3 separate regions of the Mus musculus genome follow, and regions 2 and 3 are each linked to region 1. A link is a loop called in an ENCODE intact Hi-C map of the cell type or tissue named here. Cell type or tissue: left cerebral cortex. All regions are shown on one strand.

Region 1 (8,000 bases):
TCAATTTTTGACAAAGATATTAAGTCAAAGAACATCTGGAGAACTATAGCCTACTTGCTCTCAAACTACTCCGCTAGTCCACATACAGCCTGCCACCTGTGGCCTCTGGCCATTCAGAACTGTTCTTAGCACGACGCAGCCTCTGGACATTAGCAGCAGGAATGGTGGTCAAGCCTTTAAACGCTTTAACTGCTCTTTCCTCAATCCCTCACTTGAGTTAAAGAAAGAAGAGATCCAGCCATGCTTGTTTTCTTATACCGTCTGCTGCCTGAAAACTTAGACCAGAAACTGGATTCAAAAGCCAAGTTATAAAAGCACTGGTTAAAAAATGTAAAAACAAACATCAACTAGTATAGCCCTGCTCACAAAGCTCAGCCCCAGAACATCCGTGCTCTGAAACCATTCCTGCCACTGAGTCTCTGCCTGGAAGAACGCCAGACTTCACCCGTACAGTAAAGGTTTTTGTACTTCACACACACAAAAGTTTCCACGAGTCCCTTCCTTCACCTGGGTCTACCCCTCTTGTATTTCAGATTCACTTCAATGCAAATACAGTTCTAACCATGCCCTCCACTCTAAAACCATCTCCTTTTCTAAAGGCAGCTTTGGCTAATCCCTTTGTTAATCCTGAACATGATCGCTGCCACTTCTACTGACTCCTTTAGCCTACTAGGGCCCAGTTACTTCCTACCACGCATACGCCTTGGTGGCTGCGCTGGGGAACACCAGGCTGCAGTCTTACAATGACTAAATCGATCACACAAACTGTTTTTCCTCAAGGTTCTTTTTCTCTACTTAACAAACCAGAGTGTTGCTCAAAGGCAGAGTGGAAACGCTCACCAAAAGTGAGAATCTTAAAGTACAGTACGGAGGAGCCCTAGCCAGGTTAATTTAAGCGGGCTCTCCCTTCGAAATGACAAAGTGCCTATTTTAGAGACTCAAATTATAACTCTGCCTCCACTATCGCAGGTACAACATTGAATTTCGCCACCACCTTATGGGGGAGACTCGTTCCTTTTAACAAAGAAGTCTTGAACACAGAAAGCTTACGTGTCTCCCTGGAGATGAGGTTGAGAGGCACACACACTGAGGCCAGCGTACTCAATCCCAAAGCCTTGCCCTTGAGAGATGCTCACCATCCTAAGCCCTGCTGCCTTTGCGCTGAGCCGCTGGCAGCTACCAGAGAAGCCTCCGGGGAACCCGTAACGCCGCCCGCCCGCCAGCCAGGATGCCGGATGCAGGCGATGGCATCCACGAAAGGGGGGCTCACCTGTAGGCGGCCACGGCGCGGGTCTGCAGGTATTTCTGGGCTGTCATGACTCCCACGAAGAGAAAGTTCCTGTCGCGCGGGACGCCCTCCGCGGCCGAGCCCTGCGGCCAGAGCTGCGCCCCGCGCGCATCGCCGCGCGCCCCGCCGGGCTGCGACGCCTCCTGCCCTGGCCGGCATCCCTCGGGACTGGGGCGCCGCCGCGGGCCCACTCGCTTCAGCTCCGAGGCGCGGGGCAGGACGAGCCGCGAGGCCAGCACGAAGCCCAGCACGAGCCCGAGCAGCATGCTGAGCCAGGCGCGCCGGCCGCGCGCGGCCATGCCCGCGCCCCTCCGCCCGCCGGGCCGCTGTCCCGCTGTCCCCGCCGCAGGCTCCGCGCGCCCTCAGCCCACCGCCCCCGCCCGCGGAGGCCAGCCCGCCCTAGCGCCGCCAGGCCCGGCCCGGGCAGCGCCGCGGCCGCCGCGGGCCCGCCGCGCCCATCGCGGCTCCCGAGCCGCCCGCAGGCCCCGCGCCGGCGCTTTGTTCCGCGCGCCCGCCCGCACCGCCGCGGCCTGCGCCTTTAAGAGGGGACCATGCCCCGCGCGCGCGGCCGGCGACTCCGGCGCGAGGCGACAGCGGCTCCCGCGGCTCGCGTCCCCCGGCTGGCTCGGCTCGGCTCGCGCTGCGCCCGCCCTCTCGGTGCCCTGCGCCGCCTCTGCAGCTGCACATCCTCCGGCTTAGCGCGCCATTGCAAAGGAGCCCCTCACGTCACGCACCGCGCGTTAAGAAGCGGCCCGCCGGCGGCGTGCCGTGGCCCCTCTCGGGATCCGTCCGCGCCTCGTGATTGGCGCAAAAGTGAATGGGGGGCAGTTCACGTGGCCAAAGTTTAACCAAAAAAAAAAAAAAAAAAGCACCCGCCCCGCAGTCTGCGGCCAGGCAGGAGGGGCGTGGGATAGCATCGACGACAGCGGGGCGGGCGTCCCTCCAACCCCCACTGCCCGGTACCCGCGGCCACGCCCCCGTCGCCAGCATTGGGAGCCGGCGGTCCGGCACCGCACGTGGACTGAGTTGACCGGCTCCCCAGATGCCCCGAGAGCCGCCACGCCCTTCCCTCCCCGGGCCGACCTCCCGACTCGGTGGCCAGGACAGCGGGGTCCACACTGCAGCTTTGTACGCTGCAGGCGGGGCTGGAGCCACACACGGCCACAGTTCACCTAGGAACGCTAGGGGATTTGCGGGCTGGGGAGCGAAACGTGAATTCGCTAAGTAGCTAGGGCTGCCCTCGAACTCAGAGAATCTGAGATCTGTCTCTGCCTCTCGAGCGCTGGGCTTAAAGGCGAGCGGCACCAAGCCCGGCATATTAGTTTTTTAAATGGATATTGAAGAGATGGGTGGGTGAGTTACCACTAGATGATAAATACCTGTATTTAGTCCCAGTGAGCAGAGAGCTGGTTAGTACCCCCCTCACCTAAGTCTGTCAGTATTTTTAAGAGTAGATTTATAAAACGGATATGGATTGTGTACGTGGTGTGGGGGATGGGTTCTCGGGAGCCATACACCTAGTTTTTTGAAACAGGATCTCTTACTATTCTGGAGGTCTCCAAGTAAGTTAGGCTCGCTGAATGGATTTTTAAGTTGGATACCAGTTTCCCTATATTTGCTCTGTCTTAACTTTTATACGTTTTGTTAAAAACGAAAGCCCTTCAACTTGGGTGCCCACATGACAAATGTTTGTAAATACCAATTTTATTTCTTAGTCACCAATGTGTTAGGATTATAATCGCAAAGTAGCCACTTGGACCTGCTCTAATAGAGCCCAGGTGCTAGCTGAAGCTGCAGATCGTTTTGAACTCCAGATCCTCTTGCTTATGGAACTGGAGTCACCTGAATTCCAGGCCTGTGTGCTACCAGCCCTGGTGCCAGGGATCAGCCACTGGACCTCTGATACACTGGGCCAGTACTCTATCCTCTGAACTACGGTCCCAGAGCCTAAGAAGTTCTCATTTAATCAATCAAAGAAACAAACAAAAAGATAGAAAATGGGGCTGGAGAGATGGCTCAGCGGTTAAGAGCACTGACTTCCAGAGGTTCAATTCCCAGCAACCACATGGGGGCTAACGACCATTTGCAATGGGATCCGATGCCCTCTTCTGGTGTATCTGAAGACAGCGACAGTGTACTCGTGCATAAAATAAATAAATATTAAAACAACAACAAAACAAGAGTGCTTCGAGTGGGGTGGGGTGGGGTGGGGTGGGTGGATGGGCAGCCTATTCTTGTAGCTCCTTTTCATGATTAATAAATCAAACAACAGAAATATTCCAGTTTAAGCCACAAAGCTGTGTGAAGCACAGTCCTCCCCACCACTGAATGGTGGCTACTCCTGTTTATTCTTTGGATAGTACCACTTTCTTTGACACGTGTGATTTATTTCAAAAATAGTTCATCGCCTCCCCTCCCCTGACTCTCCCTGTAAGAGATGGTCCACATCTAAGGATAAAATATTCATTGTGTAGTGAAGACCAGATTCCAGCAGTGGTCTCTGGGAAATACAGGACACCTAGCCATGAATTACAGGCTGGGAAACCATAGAGAAAGGTTCCAGTAAGACCATAACCACAAACACCAAGACGTCACCAGAGCCCCCAAGTTCAGCAGCTGCCCCATAATTCATAATTCACACTGATTTACATAAAGCGCAAATCTGGCAAGACACAGATGTTGGACGCTGTGACATAGTCAATGCCCTCACTATCTTCAAGCCTGCTTTCGACGGGTCTATATTTTCTAAACTTAAGTCCAATGAAAAGACAGGAATGTGTGTGTGTCAGGAATTTGCTGAGAATGTTGAACATCTTGTTCCCAGCTCCCCGCTTCCTAGAAGTCCGTCAGTTACCAAGTCAACAACTGATGAATAGAGAAGCTATGACCCTGCGTCGCTCCTCAGAGAGTTAAAATTACTACATTTATTCAGTGTGTGTCTGTCGTGTTCATGCTCATGCTATGATACCCGTGTGGCGGTCAGAGGGAAACTTTGAGGAGTTGGTTTGCTCTCGCCACTCTGTGGAGCATGACAATCGCACTTAAGTCATCAGGCTTGGCAAGCACCTTTACCTGCTAAGCCATCTTGCTAGCCCCTTGTAGATGTTTGATAGCACACATACCACCTGACCTGGATGCATGTCTAGCCCGGAATGGGATGTGAGTTCCACACTGAGTCCTACCTGGCCAAGTCCAGAGTCTTGGGATCTGTCAGTTCCTTGTTTCTATGTGGGTGTTCCCACTGCAGCACCCGAAGGGCTCCGTGGTAGCAGCTCTAGGCTGGTGTTTCAAAATGTATGCCCAAGTGGCAGCTCACCTACTTTTCTGCTTGCATGAGTGCAATTCGTTATGATGTAACTAAGACTGATCTCTGCCTACGTCCCCTGCTCTCACAGATGGCAGCTTTGTTCGCTCACGTGGCACTTTTTTTCTGCTGCTAATACATGTGACTGCTTCTTTATAACAGGTATAACATTTTGTAGGATTTGCTGCAATTTCTTGGAAACCTTCGGCAAATACCTCAATTGTTTGTTGGCAGCATGCCTCAAATAGCTGACAGGGTTCCCTGTACAAGCTTCCTTAAAGACACAGCAACTGGACTCAAGCCTCAAACAGAGGTCCCTGGAAAAGCAGTCATCTTTAAAAAAAAAAAAAGTTAAACGTTCAGAAATGCTTCTTTTGTTTTTTCAGCGGTTCTGTCTGCTGCCTGTAATGAACAACTGCAATGGCCACTCTAATAACACCACTTAACCCTGATTAGTCCAGTGGAACTTTGCTTCAGTACTAACACTACTTTAAACTCACAGTCAAGAGCCTCATTACCTTAGTCATTCTTCAGAGCACATGCCTGCACTCCTAGCTGAGGCAAGAGGACTGTCAGTGCAAGGCCTGGGAAAGTTGCTGGGATCCTGTTTCAAACTTAAATAAGGAAAGGAAAGGAAAGGGGAAGGGGAAGGGGAAGGGGAAGGGGAAGGGGAAGGGGGAGGGGGAGGGGGAGGGGGAGGGGAAGGGGAAGGGGAAGAGGAGGGAAGGAAGGGTTTCAGGTATAGCTGAGTGTTTGCCTATTATACACATGGCCTGGGTTCAATTCCCAATACCACCCCCCCCCAATTTTTCCTCAATATTTCCCTGTATTTGGAGCATTTCCAGTCTGAGGCAGGAAATGACAATCCATTGTTGATTATGTTACAGCTGCCTGACAGAAGCGGATGTGACATTTGTCAGCTAGGACGTCCTTAGTGCTTGCATTAGCCAGGGTTCTCTAGGGGAACAGAATGAGTAGACCCTATATACGTTAGAATGACGTTTATTGGATTTGCTTACTGGCTGTAGTCCAACTGATCCAACAATGGCTGTCTCCCATTGGAAGGTCCAGCCATCTGGTAGTTGTTCCATCAATGAAGCTGGGTGTCTCTGCTGGATTCTCAAAGAAGTAGGCACTAGTATCAGGAAAGGAATGCCTTAGCAGCGGGGTAGGTGACCTTGACATAAAAAGTGAGGGCCAGCAGCAAAACTTCTCTTCATTTATGTGGGCTGCTACCAGAAGGTGCAGACCAGATTTAGCTTGGGTCTTCCCACCTCAAAGTATCCGATCAAGACAGGTGTTCCCCGATTCTTGGTTTCCCCGAATCTTGGTTTCCGTTGATTCCAGACTTAGTCAAGTTGACAACCAGGATTAGCCATCACAGGCACCTCATGCATCCTTGGTCTACTTGTGAGTTCTATATGCAGTTTCTGTGAGGCATGTTTCTTATACAGGCAAGCATGCAGGTGCACACATGTATCTCAGAGACAGATAGCTAGAAGACACAGCACAGCACTGGCAGCCAGCCAGATGAAGTAGAATAGCCAGATGAGAAGATTAACCAGTAGGTGGTGATGCACAGACACTCAGGAGATAGTCTAAATGTCTTTAGGGGACGCCTTCATGACAAGGTTTGCTCTAGTCAAAGGCTTGATCCTCCTTTAGCAAAGAAAGATCTATAACTAAACATCAGTTAAATGCCATTACTCTAAAGCGAGGCCAGAGTTTCCACAACTGCACAATTTGAGCAATGGTCCCATCCTCAGGAGGACACCTCTCCCTTCTGCATCCCACTCCCCCAGTGCTTGTCAGCTGGTGACTCATGCCAGGGCTCGGTGAGCTGACCCAGAGCACAGTCACCTGAAGGTTCAGGTCCTGGTGGTTTGTGGAGCCACTGCAGAAGTGGAGAGCAAACGCTCTTTGCTTTTAGTGGTCTAACGAGCTGTAGAGGAAACCTTCTGCTACTGATTGACCCAGAAGACATTTGGATCTACAAACATCTAAAGTATAATTTTGGAGGTAAGAAAAAACATTTACCGGGTATCTTTGGCTGCTAAGTGATCCACCCATGTTACACATCCTGTTAACAGTGCTAGGTCATCTTGTCTTACCACTTACCCAGTAGGTGCTAACTGTTGTCAGCCAAGAAATGAAGGCCTTTCTGAGAAGTGTCAGGAATAAGGGCGAGATGTGCTTTGTGACTCACTTTGAGGCCAAGTTTTTCGTCGTCAGTAGTGGCAGTGGTACTTACTTATCCCTTCCTTAGCCTGTGGTGTGAGTGCATGCATACCCGGGAGAGGTACACATGTGGACTTGAGTATAGAGGCCTAAAAGTTGATGTTGGGTGTTTTCTTTGGTTACTCTGCACTTTATTTATTGAGGCACAGTTTCTCAACAGAAGCAACGTTCTCAAAATCAACTAGTCGAACCAGCTTGCCACAGGGATCCCCTTTCTTTGTCTTTTCTGGGCTTACAGGCAGCTGCCACTGCTGCTCTGTTTTGATGTGGTTTCAAGGGATCCTAATTGGGCCTTGAATTAGCCTAGCAAGAACTTTACCTACTGACCCACCTCCTTGGCCTCTACGTTAGCTTTTGACCTAGCAATCTCACTTCTAAGAATTCTCCCTCATCCACACCAGTACAAAGTGCCACTTGGATGGGTTATTCTGGGCTCCATTGTGTGTGAGGGTGAACTGGGCAAACCAAATGTCCATTTGTAAGACTGTGAATGGGGAGACAGTTGCTGCTCTATTTGTGATGGGGTTATGTTCTGCTATCCCATTGTAAGTTGGAACTGTTTTAAGTGGGAAGGCTGTGGAATGTACCTAGTGTACTAAAACACCCCAGTGTAGCTAGCTACAGGACCCACCAGAAGCTGATTGTCTCCCCTAGGAATTATGTGGCTGATGGGGTGAGCGTACAGTCCAGCATCAGGAGAGAGGACTGATCACAGATCACCAGTCTAGGAAAAGAACGAAAGTCGAAGTGCGGTTTCTACTGAATGCATTTTACTCTTGCCCTATGCTAGAGAAAAGAGAAGGGAAAAAAAAAAAACAGCCCAGAAGCTACACTCTCTTTCTTCCAATAATGTATTTATTTATTTACTTTACATCTTCATCACAGCCCCTCTCCCTCCTCTCCTCCCAGTCCCACCACTACAAGTCTCTCCCCCTATTATCCCCTCTTCTGCAGAGAAGGGGAAGCCCCCCTTGGGTACCACTTCACCCTAGGACACCCAGTCCCAGCAGGACTAGAAACCTTCTCTCCCACTGAGGCCCAACCAGGCAGTCTAGGTAGGAAAGGGGACCCAAATGGCAGGCAATGGAGTCAGACACAGTCCACACTCCGATTGTTAGGGGACCGGGTGAAGACCAGGTTGTGCATTTGCTACAAGTGGGTAGTGGGTCT
Region 2 (8,000 bases), 550 kb before region 1:
GGTTATCTAGTGCCAAGGGGACAGCCCTGAATACATACACACAAGTAATATACACACTGAGCAGGTTAGACTTGGGGATATACATGTGTGTAGCAACCATTAATAAAAAGAGAGGCCATAAATTTGAAGGAGACTAAGGAGGGTGTATGGAAGAGTTTAGAGGAAGGGGAAATGACAAATTTTTTGTGATAATCTTAAAAATAAGGGAAATTATTTTTAAAAAGGGAAAAACAAAAATTAGTCTAATAGAAAGGGAACAAAATTGATAAAGATAAAAGAAAAAACATAATTCTTTGAAAAGGTCAATAAAATTGAAAACCCCGTAGCCAGGCTGATAATGAGAACAGCCATAACCAATGTCAGGGCTGGGAGCAGACTGATCCAGATGCTATAGATATATAAAAGACAAGGGATGTGGCGAGCTTCACGTCATGGGAAGAATTCCATTCCTTGGAAGACACAAATTGCCAACATTTCTATGTGACCCATAGAAAAAGAATGACTTAGTCACTGTCTGGATAGTTGAAAATTTGAGTTCCTCATTAAGACGTCTACCAAGAAAGCTACAGGCCCGGCTGGCTTTGCTAGTTCTGTGTATTGCTGGGACAAACAGTAATCCTGCATACATTCTTCAGAGGAAAGTGGGCTTCCTAATTCACTGTGCAATATGACGTCCTGCTGCTAAACCAAAGCCACGGGCAGAAAACAAACTTCAGAGCAACAGCCTCATGACAGCTGACACAGGTTCTAGGTAGATACTCACTCTATGCAATGCCAGTAGCATTCTGAAGGGGTGTTACAGCGTAGATATGTAGCATCTATCTCAGAAATTCAAGGTTTGTTTAATATCCACAGCCCTTGGGCTAGCTGTTTGCTAAGTTAATAGAATCAAAGATAAGTGCCAAAGGGTCACTTCCCAGCCTGTGACAGTACTACCCATTCAAGATGACAGCAAGCAAGACTGAAGCTCAGAAGGGACCCAGGAAGAGCTGTAGCTAGCTTCTTACTCCGTGTTGAACGGTGTGTGTGCTTTGACTATGTTTATGTAATGTGCTCTTGCATTGTTGCCAGTGGAGTAAAAGGACAATAAACCAGTTGCAACAGAACAAGTAAGAGCATTACAGGCCAGCGAGGTGGCTCAGCGGGCAAAAGCACTTGCTGTGCAAGCCTGGGGCCCTGGGTTTGATCATTGGAAGGAAAGAACTGACTCCTGCAGTTGGCCTCCATAGGTATGCCTTGGCATATGTGTCTCCCCAGTGTCATACACACTAGATAATAGCAAGTCAAATATGTAAGTAAGCTGTCTTAATATACATACATACATGTATGTATGTATATGATTACGTATATACATATATGTGTGTGTGTATGTATATATATACACACGTTTATACATGCATAATGTACGAAAGCTAAAAAAAATGAATTGAACTAGATTGTAACAAAATACAAGTTCTACCAACAGTTATCATCTGGAGGATGAAGTAGCAGCTCATAGTAGCAACAATTTAAGGGTTTTAATAGTAATTTTAATTAAATAAATATACAGTCTATACTGAAACATTGGTGGGGTGGGTTGAAAAATCCTAAATAAATAGAGAATTCTTCATGTTCCTTACATGGGAAAATTAGTATTATTTAGATAATTTGGGGGACTTTGCCATCAGTAAAGTCGGTGGAATTAGAACAGTAAAAATTAGGTCAGGCTTGTATGAAGAAACTAACAATGTACTTTGAAAATGTATTAGCTGAGATAAGTTTTAGAAAGGTTGGAGGACTTAACAGTACCTGATACCAAACACGCTATAAAGCTAAAAGAGTTAAACCCGACTGGAATTTGCATATGTCAACACTCTTGTCTTGTTTAATTGCATCTTTTTCTGTGTGTATGCTGGATAGGACTGGACTAAGGGCCGTGCGGATGCTGGATAAGCCTGCTGCCACTGAGCATCCTGGAGCGTGATTGACATAGGGTTTGATGTGTGACTTATTCTACCCTTTAACCTGTTCCCAGGATGGTCTCAAACTCACTGTGCTGCTGCCCCCACCTTTGATTTTGTGCTACTCTACCCAACCGAACTATTTTTAGATAAACGGAATAGTTCAGAAATAAACTACACAGATGATAAAATGAATTTCAGCAAAGGCAGAATAAATCATTGAGAAAAAATATTTCTTTGTGTTTGTATAAGTAGAGGGGATAGTGTGTGTGTGTGTGTGTGTGTGTGTAGGTGTACATGTGATCAGAATACACCTTAGTTCCTTAGGTGTCCGTGTTCTTCTTTCTCAGTGACATCCAGGCTAGAGCTCATGTTGTCGGGTTCTCTTGGCAAAGCACCTTTACCTGCCCCCCCCCCCATTTTGTAAAGAAAGCATTTTTAACAAATGGTGCCAAAACAAGTAGATAGCCACATGGCAAATGATGAACCTTGATCTTACTTTATACCATACATAAATGTTAACTAGCAGTAGATCATTGACCTACATAAGGGTTTAAAGTGCAAAATACCTAGAGGAACAGGAAACATGGCATGTTGTGTTGGGCAGAGTTTTCTTCAGCAGAGCAGTAGTTTAGGGAATGCTTTAAAGAGAGAGCCGAGTGTAGGTCAGTGGTAGGTGCTTGTCTATGTTCAGCCTTCAGCATTGCAAAAACCAATCCGTGAGTAAGCATACTCTGTTTGGCCCATATGCAGAATATGCAAAGAGCCTCTATAACTCCATAATAGGACATCCCAACGGAATTGAGTGAACACCAACAGATAATCCATAAGAAAGCATACAGGGAAGCCAGCTCTCTAGGTTCCTGTAATTGTGAATTAACAGGACAGAAATCATCACTTAGCCTTTTAATGGGCAAATTTAAAAGTGGTTCTGATGCTGTGGAGCATCACTGGCAAGGACAGAAGGCAGGGTTCTAGAAGGCACACACACACACACACACACACACACACACACACACACACATACACACTGACCGCAGGCTGCACAGTAAGCTTCTCACACCATTAAACTCTTAACATCAGAGTCTGCAGTCCTCCTCCGTTACAAAGAGAAACAGAAACAGACATGTATGTGATAGCATCGCTCCCAGAGCCTCCCATTGCAGATAAGCCAGTCCTGCTCAGAAGCACCTGCGAAGTGACGTTAGTCAGCCAGCTTCTGCAGCTGACCCCTTCCTAGTGAAAGCCTGCGAAAGCCAAGCTGTGCCCTCCATCTGCTTGGTTCCGAGAATCTAGGTAGAATGTTGGTTGTGAAAGGCAGGAGGGACTTTGGGTGAACAAACCTGTTGTGGATGTTGAGTGCTTTTAGTTAATGCGACTGTGAATTCTTGGAGCTTATGTGTACTTGATAAACAAATCACACTTCCACTTGATAAAGCCTTTAGTAAACAGACCTCACACGGCACAGTGATGTGTCTTTGTTGTTTCCATATGTTATGCTACTGTTTGTTTTAACTGGGTCTCACTGGTGGGTAGATAGCTATCTAGTAAGGAAGCAGAGAAGCTCAGTGGGGTTGTTACTTTAGGCAGAGCACTCAGAAATCTCACTGATACAGAGAAACAGCAGAGACCTATGAAGAAGCTTAAGGAAATCCAGTCAGGTGGTTTTTGCTGTGTGTTACACATTTCTCACTAAGACAGTGTCCTGCAGTTTTTATTGGAGCTGCAAGTGAGCTCTTACCACATCCCACTGACTAATTTGTGCCCTCACAGGCCCTGTTTCATGTCATCACCTTTTCCTGGGGACAATGGCTATAGTTTTTATGCATTATTATCTTCTAGTTCTTGCTTCTGTCCTTTGCTTGCAGGAAGCGGTTGGTTAGTTTATTTGAATGAGTTGTGCTGAGATGAGTTAGGCCACTGCTCTGTGTTAATCTGTGTTTTCTTAGTTCAGTGTAGCACTAGAATGTAAGCGGAGCCTTACCTAGGCATACAGTGAGAACCAGACACGCAGGTGTAACTTCCTGACCGTATTGTAGCTTGACTTGTCAACTAGCATGGCTGTAGGGTGTGGTTAAGAGAACTGCACCTTCAAAGGTCGGAGGAGCGGAGCGAAGGGTTCCCAAGATCCACTAAAGGATCAAGAGGGATTATCTGGAAATAAGTGGCCAGGTATAAAGACACCTTTTGTCATTTTGTGGTAGTGTGTGTGTGTGTGTGTGTGTGTGTGTGTGTGTGTGTGTGAGAAAGAGAGAGAGAGAGAGAGAGAGAGAGAGAGAAAGTGAGTGTGTGAGAGGGGGGAGGAGAGAGAGAAAATGAATGAATGAACGAACGAACGAGCATGGATTTATGTTTATACATGTAGTCCCTGCTAAGACCAGAAGAGGGCATAGGTTCCCCTGAAGCTGAAGAAACAGGTGGTTATGAGCTGCCTGATACCTGTGTCGGGAACTGAATCCAGGTTCTCTGAAAGAGCAGCAAGAGTTTCAGCCACTGAGCCATCTCTCCAGCCATCACTTAATCTAATTTTAAATCAGTTTGGTCTGAGAGCTCAGTCACCCGTAGCGAAAGATGAATGAGTAGTGCATGATCAGACTCTTCCAGTAGGTGGCAGCAGAGTGCTTTACATCAGCTTTCTGGCTTGCCTGTTACATCGTCCTAGATACTGAATATTCTTTTAGTTAAGGCCATTGCCGAGGCCTTCTTTTTTGTTGTTGGTGGTTTTATTGTTGTTGTTATCTGTCACATTATGTCAAATATTGCAAGGAGTTAAAGTAATAGTTTACTTTTTACAGGTTCTATTTGCTAACAACTCTTTAACTGCAGTTTTCACCCGCTACGGTATTATTAATATTTCAACATACCATTTTCTGCCTCGCAGTCTCTTGTAAGAGACTCCAGCTGTTGTAGTCTGGAACTAAATAAGATCTTATTAAACAGTACATAAGTATTTAATCACATAGATTTGGAGGCATTTTGTGCCTGTGAAGAACATTTTTTTTTTTTTTTTTTTTTGTACATAACAGCTGAGTTATGTAGGAGCATTGTCATGCTTGTCACTAGGCCCACCTGGGCGCTCTTCCTCGGCTGGTTTACTTGCTGCCAGGAAGTCGGGTCCACCATGTAGGGGAGGTCATTCTTGTCTCTGTCCCAGGGACACAGGGACGCCAGTGAGATGTGAGCCACAGCTTGCTGACCTTTGGCGCCACAGGAAGGGCAGCGTAGGTGGCGAAGGTCTGTAGCTCAGAGAGCCGCTGGGTAGATGATCCCTGGGAGGTTTCCTTCCCAGGGATCTGTGGTTTAGGAGTCTTTACAACAGTCGTTTGAAAAGCAGTATTTATACAGTGCTGAGGTTTCTCCCGTCTTTGCAACTAAAGCACTTGCTGATACGCTCACAGGACCGTCTGTAGCTGAACTCGAGGTCCTGTCTCAGTCCTGTGCACAGACTGTATCATGCTGTGCCATTCAGCACAGGTCTCACCTGCTTCTTTCATGGAACATAGCAGCAGCACCTTGGTTCTTTGCCTCCCCCTCCACACACACACACACACACACACACACCCTACTAAATTTTAAAACAAGTCTGGCTGACTGTAGGATGCTGTAATTCAGAGCAGCAGTGTTGCTGTGCATGCTTCTCTTTAGGCCAAGAAGTAGCACAAGGAAAAAACACAAAAATAGCTGGAGACAGGGGAGAAGTGTGATTCAGGCTGCGATCGGAGGCTGAAAGTCTCAGGTTGACCAGCAGGAGGGGCGAGGTGCTGCGGGTCTGCTGGCAGGGCCTATCTTTAAACAGTGTTGCTCTTCCCCCTCCTCCTCCCGTTGACTTGGGCTTGATAGCTTGCTACTAGAATGTGCTTTCCACTGAGACACTTAATACTGTGTTAAGCCTGGGCAAGTCCTCAGCATCATCCATCGCATTGAACCCTTCACAGTCCAGGATAACCGGCTGGTCCCTGATAACTCTGCCCTGATAGACTTGCTCTGTCTCAGCAGCCACTGACCTTTTCATTCTGGTTTAACCCTAGCTGATCCCACGGTTAAGGATTTAATCGGAGGCTTCACTGCTCTGCATTACGCTGCCATGCACGGCCGGGCCCGGATTGCACGCCTGATGTTAGAGTCTGAGTACAGGAGTGACATTATTAATGCAAAAAGCAATGATGGCTGGACTCCCCTCCATGTGGCTGCCCACTACGGTAGGGACTCATTTGTCCGGCTCCTCCTGGAGTTCAAGGCTGAAGTTGACCCGCTCAGTGATAAAGGTACAACGCCACTTCAGCTTGCCATCATCCGAGAGCGGTCAAGCTGTGTGAAGATCCTTCTGGACCACAACGCCAACATCGACATCCAGAACGGATTCCTGCTGCGCTATGCTGTGATCAAAAGCAATCACTCTTACTGCCGCATGTTTCTTCAGAGAGGAGCAGACACAAACTTAGGGCGTCTAGAAGACGGACAGACTCCTTTGCACTTGTCTGCCCTCCGTGATGACGTGCTCTGCGCACGGATGCTGTATAACTATGGAGCGGACACGAACACAAGGAACTATGAAGGTCAGACTCCACTGGCCGTTTCCATAAGTATTTCAGGAAGTAGTCGGCCGTGTTTGGATTTCTTACAAGACGTCACAAGTATGTAATACAATTACTACTATTATTGCATCTTTTCCTCTTAATCCGAACCTTCTGAATTGCTTGAGGTATTTCTGTAATCTGAGCTGACTAGGAGCTAACCATTCTTATAAGTCCTGCTTGGTAAGTAGTACTCATTTACCCAAAATCCCATTGCGTTGATAAAAGGGGACAGTAAAGTTTTGTGTCAAGGACAGACACTTTTCAAAATGGATGGAGCTGAAAGTTAGAATAGGGTGGTTCCCCTGCTCCGAGTGATAGCCTGCCTGGGCCTGTGCAGGTTCAGATGGAAGAACTAGAAAGGAGGGTGGGATCTTAGATTGCTTAGCTATGGAGACGGTTTTGTACTTTCTTACTAAGTTCCACATGAGAGGAAGGCCACTCTGGATTATTTAGACACCCCAGGAATAGAGGCTAAGGAAGATCTGTGAAAACACTAGGTTCCTAGGCCACACGGCTTCCATCAGCGTCTGCTCAGCTTCTGAGAGACACTTCATCTCACTCGGCAGCAGCCGATGGCCATGCTGTCCTCTGAGTGCAGCTGTTAGTTTGCATGGGCTTTGTTACCTTCTCTTGTCGGCTTCCCTACCACCTAAGTGATGTAGCACAGGGTAACGTGTGACCCAGGAGGCTGACGTCTATAAGCGCCTTAGATTAACCCGGCTGTGCTGTTCCATGCCTCGATGCCTTTCCCCACGTGATCTTGATTACAGAAGGAAGGCTGGCTTCTGATTATGATTTATAAGAGGCCAGTTTTAGTTTTGAGTTTTTAAAAAGCCAGGAAGTGGAGCAAGTAAACAGAGAGGACAGTAGACCTGGAGGACATGGAGCTGTGTGGAGGGACCAGGTGGCATGGCAGTGAGGACACACAGCTGCAGGCCTGAGATGAACGGCCCTTCCCCTAGGCCCGGCTAGAGCAAGGGAGAGTGGAGCCGCTTGTCCATGTGCCCACGAGGACATAATTGTGGAGCCTCGAGGGTCTGGGGTGTTTGGGCCTTTGGGGTTGCATAACAGCTGAGGGGGAAAGCAAATTATGGAAATGCTTTCCTAAACCAAAAGAGGAACTTATTTATACAAGAAGGGGGAGAAGCAGAAGAAATATTGTTGAAAGAGTACAGGTGTGTAACTCTGTGAAAATATTCAAGCGTAGCGTAACCCAAGGACATGGCTAACTAAAGGTGGACCCTACCAGAGGACCTGGTGATAATTTAGCTGAGATTTCTGTTGTCAGCACCCCCCTTCACCACGGTACACAGTTATGTGGTTGATCAATAAGTTCAGACTAGAGAGTTATTAGAACGTGGGCAATATTTTAGAAGGTATTTATTTTCACTCCGTGCGTTCTGGTGTTCTGCCTGCCCATATCCCCGTGTCCCGTGTGTATATAGTATCCAGGACAGCCAGCAGGCACTGGGTCCTGTGGAAC
Region 3 (8,000 bases), 140 kb before region 1:
AATGCTGCCCTTGGGGTAGCAGACTGCTTCCTGGAACCGAGTCTTCTAACTATCTGTAGCAGGGGCTGCAGCTGTCACATCCGGTCAGAACCCAGGAGTATGTTGGCCCTGAAAGACCATCTCTCGAGAAGGTCGGGACAGATGCAGAGATGCTGTGACACCTGGACGGAGATTCCCATACCTTTCAACTCCATCTCCTGTGGGAGTTTCAGAAGCACAGGAAAGTCTGTTTTTGAGTGTCACACCTCTGAGAAGCATGAATGGCCTCCACCAGGCAGTGCCAGACCACCTGGCCAATTGGAACAACTTTTCTCAGCATTGGAGCCTGGCCTCAAAGCCAGACCTTTAGCACCATGGTGCATCCTCACTCCTTGCCAGAGCCTGCTTCATGCTTCCCTGCTGATTGTTTTGTTTTGTTTGAGACAGGGTTTCTCTGTATAGCCCTGGCTGTCCTGGAACTCACTCTGTAAGACCAGGCTGACCTCGAACTCAGAAATCTGCCTGCCTCTGCCTCCTGAGTGCTGGGATTAAAGGCGTGCGCCACCAACGCCCGGCGCTTCCCTGCTTATAAAGTCTGTGAGGCAGAGTCAGGACTCACTCACGTGAATGAGCCTCTGCACAGGCTGCTGGCTCCCCACCCCCACCCCAACCCCTCAGCTGAGCTCTTAGGAGCTATGTGATACTTTTTGGTGGCCCCATGCTCTCCTGACTCCACCGCCCAGACACACGCCCCTAGGCTCCCAGCTTCCGAATCTACTTCAGTCTAGGTATACCGCCCTGAGACTTCATCAGTTCCAGTACGTGCCAGCCTCCACAGGCTGCTTCCAGAAGCCATGGCCCCTCAGAGTGCCCAGTACACCAGAGCATTTTCAGTTTAATGGAGACACTGTTCTCACACAGCAATACTGTCTCCCTTTTCTGTCTCCACTGACAGACACACTTTTTTAGACAGATGACTAGTGGGCTCCTTGTGGTTAAGCTCTAAGGCCTCACAGACACTCCCATCCTTAAGGCACACCCAGCCTCTGTGGGCCACTACTTTGTAGCTCTTGGGCACACGATACTCAGTTTCCCTTCGCTATACTGAAATGTCTGAGATAATTAGCTTTTTTTTTTTTTTTTAAAAATCTTTATCTCACAGCCTGAGATCACCCAGGTCCATTGCTTTGGACTTCTGGTGAAGGAACCAGACGGTAATGACCTAGACTGAATGGCAAAGCTAACTGTCTACCTCACAACTAGGAAGCAAAGAGAAAAACCAATCAGGGTCCCTAAATCTCTCAACGCAGGAGGCTGATGGACCCTAACCACAGAAGGGCCTCGGTCTGAATGGGAGGAGCCAATGCAAAGAACCCCAGCGTGACTTATCCCAAAGGGACACAAGGAAGAACACGCTCTATCTACCAGGGTGCGTGTTTATGTTTCCTTAGCTCCGGCTATACATCCCTGAGGCCTTTAGGCACGACACACCACCTCAAATTCCTCACACTGTGGCCTGAGAACAACAGGGGTTTCCATCATTCACCAGAGATCCACACCAAAACCCATCACTGTTCACTCAGGTACAACTCTGGCTTTGGCCTCTAAATCAGTCCCTCTCAGGCTTGGGTTTGGCCCCATCTTTAGTTCCAGCCTCAGTTGAGTCTGTGGCAGACCTGACAGGACTTGGCATACCTTCTAGAAGATACTCTTCTATCCTCTGAGCCATACCTGGCCCCTGCTCTGGGAGTACACACTGGTTTCTAGAAGGGCACAGAGCAGATCTCCCTCAGCACAGAAGCTAGAGCTGCCCACCACACTCCTCCTCAGAAGGGCATCCTCTGAGGGGTACTGGGTTCTGTGTAGGGTGAAGCAATCCCATGTAGAACCACCACCCCTCTAACTTCAAGGACCATACCAGCCAGCCCTTCTCACACAGGACAGCCTCTGCCCAGATCTGCAGGGGAAACAGGAGGAGAGAGCAGGGGTGAAGTGGAAGAGACCAGAAAATGCCTCCTCCTCTTGAGGTCACTGCACTCTCAGATCAAGGCAGCCAGACAGTAAAGGCCTGTGAGCTCTCTATCTGAGTTGTAGTGATAAAAGTAGTTTGTTTTAAAGAGCTATTTGTTTTTATTTTATGTATACGCCCACAGACCAATCTGGTGAGAGAGTTTTCTCACTTAAGGCTCCCTCTTCCCAAAGGATTCTGGCTTGCATCATGTTGACATAAAACTAGCCAGCCCATCCAGGTGTCCGCAGAGGCCAGAAGAAGGTGTCAGATCCCTTGGAACTGAATTTACAGACAGTAAGAAGACCCTGAGTGTACACACACACACACACACACACACACACACACACACGTGTGCACACACATGCATATTTTCTCTCTCTTCCTCTCTCTTTCTCTCTTTCTCTCTCTCTCTCTTTCTCTCTCTCTCTCTCTTCCCCCCCCCTCTCCTTCCCTCCTTCCCTCTCTTTCTCCTTCACTCTTTCCCTCTGTCCCTGTCACCATTCCTCACATACAAGGCAAGCATGATGTCTTCTGTATTCCTGGGGACAAGTCATGATGTTACAGGTAGCCCACCAGTGATGAACACTCAAAGTTCATGGCCTATTCAAAGTCTTAATTCTGGCCAGTTGGGACCACACCACAAAACATGAAGTTTTTAAAGGCAGAGACCTTGTCCAGGCATCTCACTTGCAGCAGCAGCAGCAGCAGGGCCTTCGAATTGTGAGCAGTTTGAAGCAAGGAGTTTGGAGAGAAGCTAAAGTAGGTGGTTTGCCAGCCTGGTGGCAGGAGGAGGGGGGAGGCCCACACAAATAGGCAGGTAAGATGAACGGTTAGCTGGAGAAGGTTCCTCACAAACAAGCAGTCTTTTTTTTTTAAATTTTTATTATATATTTTCTTCATTTACATTTCAAATGCTATCCCGAAAGTCCCCTATACCCCCCCCACCCTGCTCCCCTACCCACTCACTCCCACTTCTTGGCCCTGGCGTTCCCCTGTACTGGGGCATATAAAGTTTGCTAGACCAAGGGGCCTCTCTTCCCAATGATGGCCAACTAGGCCATCTTCTGATTCATATGCAGCTAGAGTCAAGAGCTCTGGGGTACTGGTTAGTTCATAATGTTGTTCCACCTATAGGGTTGCAGACCCCTTCAACTCCTTGGGTACTTTCTCTAGCTCCTCCATTGGGGGCCCTGTGTTCCATCCAATAGCTGACTGTGAGCATCCACTTCTGTATTTGCCAGGCACTGGCATAGCCTCACAAGAGACAGCTCTATCAGGGTCTTTTCAGCAAAATCTTGCTGGCATATGCAATAGTGTCTGCGACAAACAAGCAGTCTTTTTGGGGGGGGGCGGTCGAGACAGGGTTTCTCTGTGTAGTCCTGGCTGTCCTGGAACTCACTCTGTAGACCAGGCTGGCCTTGAACTCAGAAATCTGCCTGCCTCTGCCTCTGGGATTAAAAGCATGCACCAACACGCCCAGCCAAACAAGCAGCCTTAACAAAGGCTAAGTTAGCTAGCATACCCTGACCTTCAGTTTCTAGACTACAGTTGGGTAGTTTTCCAAGGGACGCTCCATCAAGGAGATAGGATTCTAATTAGACCTGGAATCAGCCTCAGCCAGAAGACAAGATGGCGGAGCCTCTGTGCTGCTTTGCCCCGTCACAATGGAGGGAAGAAACTTTGATCCAGAGACTAGGCTATGTGGGTTTTTCTGCCTCAGCTCCTGCACATGGCTGCTCCTATCAGAGGGACCCCAGGCAACGAGGCTCTGTAGAGAAACACCATTGCTCCAAAAGGCACGGGCTGTGGACAAGATTGCACCAAGGCTTCCCTTACTCCCCAGGCCTCAGGAAGGGGACACACTGAAGCTACAGCCTGGAACTAGGAGGAAGAGTTCCCAAATGCCAGAGACACAGAACGATGAGGCCTCAATGGAGGTCAGGGCTTCCTTATGGCCAAGTAAACATGCCACGCTTCCAACTGGACCCCGTCGTGAAAGCTCTCCTGAGCTCTTAGCCGACTGTGATAGGAGCTCAGGGAAATAGTACAGCCTCCCCCCAGCAGTGACCAACACGGTGACCATGATGGCCAGCAGGTGGACTTGGCCAATAAACAAGATGTGCTTCCCTGGGGCCTAGTAGGGAGGAAGGCCGTAGGTGCCAGCCTCCTCAGCCTGGTCCTCCCAACATCAGCCCTGCTCTTCCCTTGGTCAGTTCTCTGGAGCAGTTTCCTCTCCAGAATCCAGGGGGCGCCCGTATGCAACAGCCCAGCCTGTCTCAGCTGTGCAACCTATCTAAACAGGATAGAGCCAGCTAAGAAATGTTTAACTCTGGATTTGTGGCTCCTCTAAGAAGGGTCTGTGGACTTCATGAGTTGACTTTACCACGTGTGAACTCTTCTGGGGAAGAAGGAAACCTTGTGACTATGTGCGGAGTAGGTGATCAGGCAAACAAGGAACCAGAAAAGCCCTGCGTGCCTGGGGGCCAGATTATGGGGGAGACGACATGGAACTTTCTACTTGGTGTTTTGCATTCCATGTGCAATAAGGAAAATGTTAAATGTGTCTTGGCTTTTTCATATCACAGGCTTCTGCAGTCTGTCTCCCTCTCTCCTCCCCACTCTGTCCCTATAGTCTATCTCCTTCCCACCTCCTCTGTGTATGTGTGTGTGTGGGGGGGAGTATATGTCTGTCTTTCTGTCTGTGTCTGTCTGTCTACCTATCTGTCTGTCTCTCTGTGTGTGTCTGTCTCTGTCTCTCTGTATATGTGTGTGTGTGTACCTGTCTGTCTCTATGTATGTCTGGCGGTGCCTTTCTCTCTCTCTCTCTCTCTCTCTCTCTCCACGTGTGTCTGTCTGTCTCTGTCTGTCTGTGTGTCTGTCTCTCGTGCTCTCTGTGTGTGTGGTATATGTCTGTCTGTCTGCCTATCTGTCTGCCTGTGTGTGTTTTGTGTCTGTCTGTCTCTGACTTTGCCTGTCTCTCTGTATGTGTGTGTACCTGCCTGTCTCTGTCTCTGTCTCTGTCTCTCTCTCTCTCTCTCACACACACACACACACTCACATACACACTCACAGAGAGAGAGAGAGAGAGAGAGAGAGAGAGAGAGAGAGAGAGAGTGTATGTGTGAGTTTCCAGACAGAACTCCAGAACTCGCTCCTAGAAGTGCAGGAGCACCAATCCCCATAGCTCACCTCCTTGCTTTGCTTTCTTCATCAAAGCTCCTTAGGACATCTCAGCCCACATGGAAAGCAGCAGGTGTGTCTGTATGTCACTCTCATGGCAGCCACGTGGAAATTACCCTGCCACTGAGAACCAGGCCCTCAGCAAGCAGGGATGGAATAGTAAGCAGCTCTGTCCCTAAGCCCCTAAGTCACACATACAAAAGGGAGGCTCCTGGATTCTCTGCAGACCCCATATAGCCTGACTCCAGGAGGGGGCTCTGCCTGGATTACCTCATCCCAGAACCACACACTGAGATCCAAGACAAAAGTCCCAAAGTCATAGAGAGACGCAGGCTGGCCAGGCTAAAATACTCCATTCAGCTCCATGGTCCTTAGAGCTCCAATTTACCCCGAGCTTACCCAGCAATGGTGCAAGAGAAGTGGAAGAGCCCACCCTGTGCTCCAGGGGCGTGTAGAGAGCCTCCCCAGCAGCCTCTAAGGTGAGAAGAAGGCCAAAGAAAGGCTAGGCCAGGCCTGTCTGTCCATGTCTGAGGCCAACTGAGAAGGGAGCCCAAAGAGCAATGCTGACTCCCACAGATTCCCCTACCCCACCATGCCTCTGTCTAGAGACAGATCTCTGTATATTCCCACTTTGGGCTTGTAACTTTCCCATAACCCACAGAATATGGTATAAATGAAGGGGTATGACTCTAAAATTCAGTCAGAAAAGGCAGTGGGGCAGGTACTCCCCTCTGAAGCTCTAAGACCCCAAACAGGTAGTCTGGCTAGGCTGAGGCCACCACCCTGAGAGGAAACACTCACCACAGAGAGGCCACATGAGGTGAGAGGGACCACCCACCACAGAGAGGGGCATGGAGGCATCTGGTCCCAGATAAGAGCCAGCACCAGGAGGTAGGATAAACACAGATGGAGACATCTTCAGAACATTCTACTCAGGACTTCTCAGCCACAGCCAGGTTATGGGCTGAGACTTCACATGTTACATGGCAGGGGTTAGTCACTCCTACTCTGTCCAAGTCCCAGGCCCACAGAAACACAGTACAGAAAGAGTTGTCACACACTAAGTTCTGGGATACAGACAACAGAGGCGTTCAGAAGGCCAATCAACTTTCTACTTTCATAGATGTTCTAGAGAACTGAGAAGCCAAGGGTTATGATGGTCATGCCTATTTAGCAGGTAAGGACCTAGGCCTAGAGTCTTGAGTACTGTGTCTTGGGGACAAGTGTATCCCGGAGCCAGCACAGTTCAGGCACAGGAAACCATGAGCAGCAGGCCCTGCCTCACAAAGCTACTACTCTGTCCTCTCAGAGGGGCACTGGCAAGTTTGCCAGCTGAGCTGGAGGCTGGATTTGCCAGGCTGTGTTCAATGCATCTGGACCCAATGGATGAATGGGAATCTTGAGTCACAGGTTACTACGGCAACCACCAAGCCCCAGGAGAGCCAAGTGCAGACTACTGAGCTATGAGCTGGTGAACTTGGAGTGAAATTCACCTTGGCTTTGCCACTTGGTTCCGGCCCAGGCTGTTGCTGGGACTCTCTTCTCCATCGGCCACTTTGATACTTTGGGAGTAGACAAATGGAAGTTTCCAGGAAAAAGGAAAGGATGTCAGGCAATCTCTCTGGCTGTGGGGGTGGGGCTGGCAGGATGCTATGCAATCTGGGCAAGGCTCCCAGCTCCGGGGTCCAAATGGCCAGCAGTGGCCAAGGCCATGGTGGTCAGCCACTTCTCTCATTGGTCACTAGACTATCTGTTTTCAGGCAAGAGCCCCTGGGAAGCCGCAACACAGGCGCTTTTATTCTAGCTGCTGAGATGCCAGCCAGGGGACAAAGGGGCAGGAGAGGCCCCTGAGGTGTGGGTTTGTCCTCTCAGAAAGTGGGGCCGGAAACAACCTTCACCTACCCCTATCCACACTGTGCACATGGGAAACAAAGGCCCAGAGAAGCCGCCAGCCCGAAATGTGTCGTTGCCAGGGGCAACCTGACCACAGCGCTGACCAGCCTGGGAAAAAGCTGTTATTCTCAGCGGGGGTGGGTGGGTGTTTGTTTTGTTTTGTTTTGTTTTATTTTTTTTTTTTTTATAAAACGTTGGGTCAGATCAGATTTTTAAAATGCTGCTCCAGGACGTGGTGTTGCCTGAACACCACGTGAAAAGGCCGATCCTGGCAGAAAGGGTTCATGGATCCACTTGGAGAAAAACTCTCACAAACTGCGAGACACTGGCATGGGACTCCTATATCACTAACAGCGAGTCTGTCTGTCCTGTCTGTGTCTGGGTTTGGTCTGTGCTGCTGGTGGATGAACATGGAAACCCCCCCACACACACACACACACTCCTAGCTCGCAGGAGAGACCAGAATGCAGCTCACCTTTGACCTGCACCAGGCCAGCTGTGCCAGGGGTACATGAATGCAGTGCCAGGCAGGCGTGGCAAAAGTATGAGAGAGCATGGGCAGCCGTGCAGAACAGATCAACGGATAAGCAGTGAGTTCAATCACACAGGGCAACTGGCAGGCATGAGCTAAGGCCTCCTGCTCCTGCCCCTAAATTCTGAAAAATGCACGAAAAAAAAACATTTAAGGAAAGAAATTCTGGATTCTGAAGATCATCCCCATTGCCTGAGCAACAGTCTACAGACTGTCCTTACTAAAGTCTGTCTCTAACCCGGTTTTCTTCGGCTCGGAGATGTGGGAGCCGGGGTTTTGAGGGATCAGTAGGAGCTCACCAAATTAGGGCTCGGGCTGGAGAGATGGCTCAGCGGTTAAGAACAGTGACTGCTCTTCTGAAGGTCCTGAGTTCAAATCCCGGCAACCACATGGTGGCTCACAACC

The links. Hi-C counts contacts between places; a loop is a spot of excess contacts. Peaks named below come from ENCODE experiments on the same cell type or tissue, not always from the same donor. Only the 100,000 strongest peaks of a DNase experiment are listed, where the experiment ranks them.
Region 2: it touches region 1 in a loop (8-fold over the local background); 27 of 42 quality-filtered maps call a loop at or near these places.
Region 3: it touches region 1 in a loop (10-fold over the local background); 31 of 42 quality-filtered maps call a loop at or near these places.

What each region holds. Positions count from the first base shown.
Region 1 is chr7:66,103,498-66,111,497 of GRCm38, reverse strand. It overlaps Chsy1 (chondroitin sulfate synthase 1), which reads right to left and starts at 2,006. Exons shown (of 3, transcript NM_001081163.2): 1 at 1,271-2,006. The coding sequence starts at 1,587. In left cerebral cortex, CTCF peaks have their summits at 2,477 and 3,371 (motif pointing left); DNase peaks (open chromatin) are centred at 1,462, 2,020, 3,357, 4,618 and 2 more places; H3K4me3 peaks cover 2,358 bases; H3K27ac peaks cover 1,905 bases.
Region 2 is chr7:66,658,224-66,666,223 of GRCm38, reverse strand. It overlaps Asb7 (ankyrin repeat and SOCS box-containing 7), which reads left to right. Exons shown (of 6, transcript NM_080443.2): 5 at 5,969-6,574. Among named protein-coding and RNA genes, the nearest start is that of Asb7, 27 kb to the left of the region's middle. In left cerebral cortex, CTCF peaks have their summits at 4,310 (motif pointing right), 4,517 (motif pointing right) and 5,670; DNase peaks (open chromatin) are centred at 4,523 and 5,551; H3K4me3 peaks cover 254 bases.
Region 3 is chr7:66,246,481-66,254,480 of GRCm38, reverse strand. Gm33442 (a long non-coding RNA gene) reads right to left here and starts at 1,858. Exons shown (of 4, transcript XR_003946791.1): 1 at 1-1,858. In left cerebral cortex, a CTCF peak has its summit at 4,238; DNase peaks (open chromatin) are centred at 4,239, 6,637 and 7,084; H3K27ac peaks cover 1,059 bases.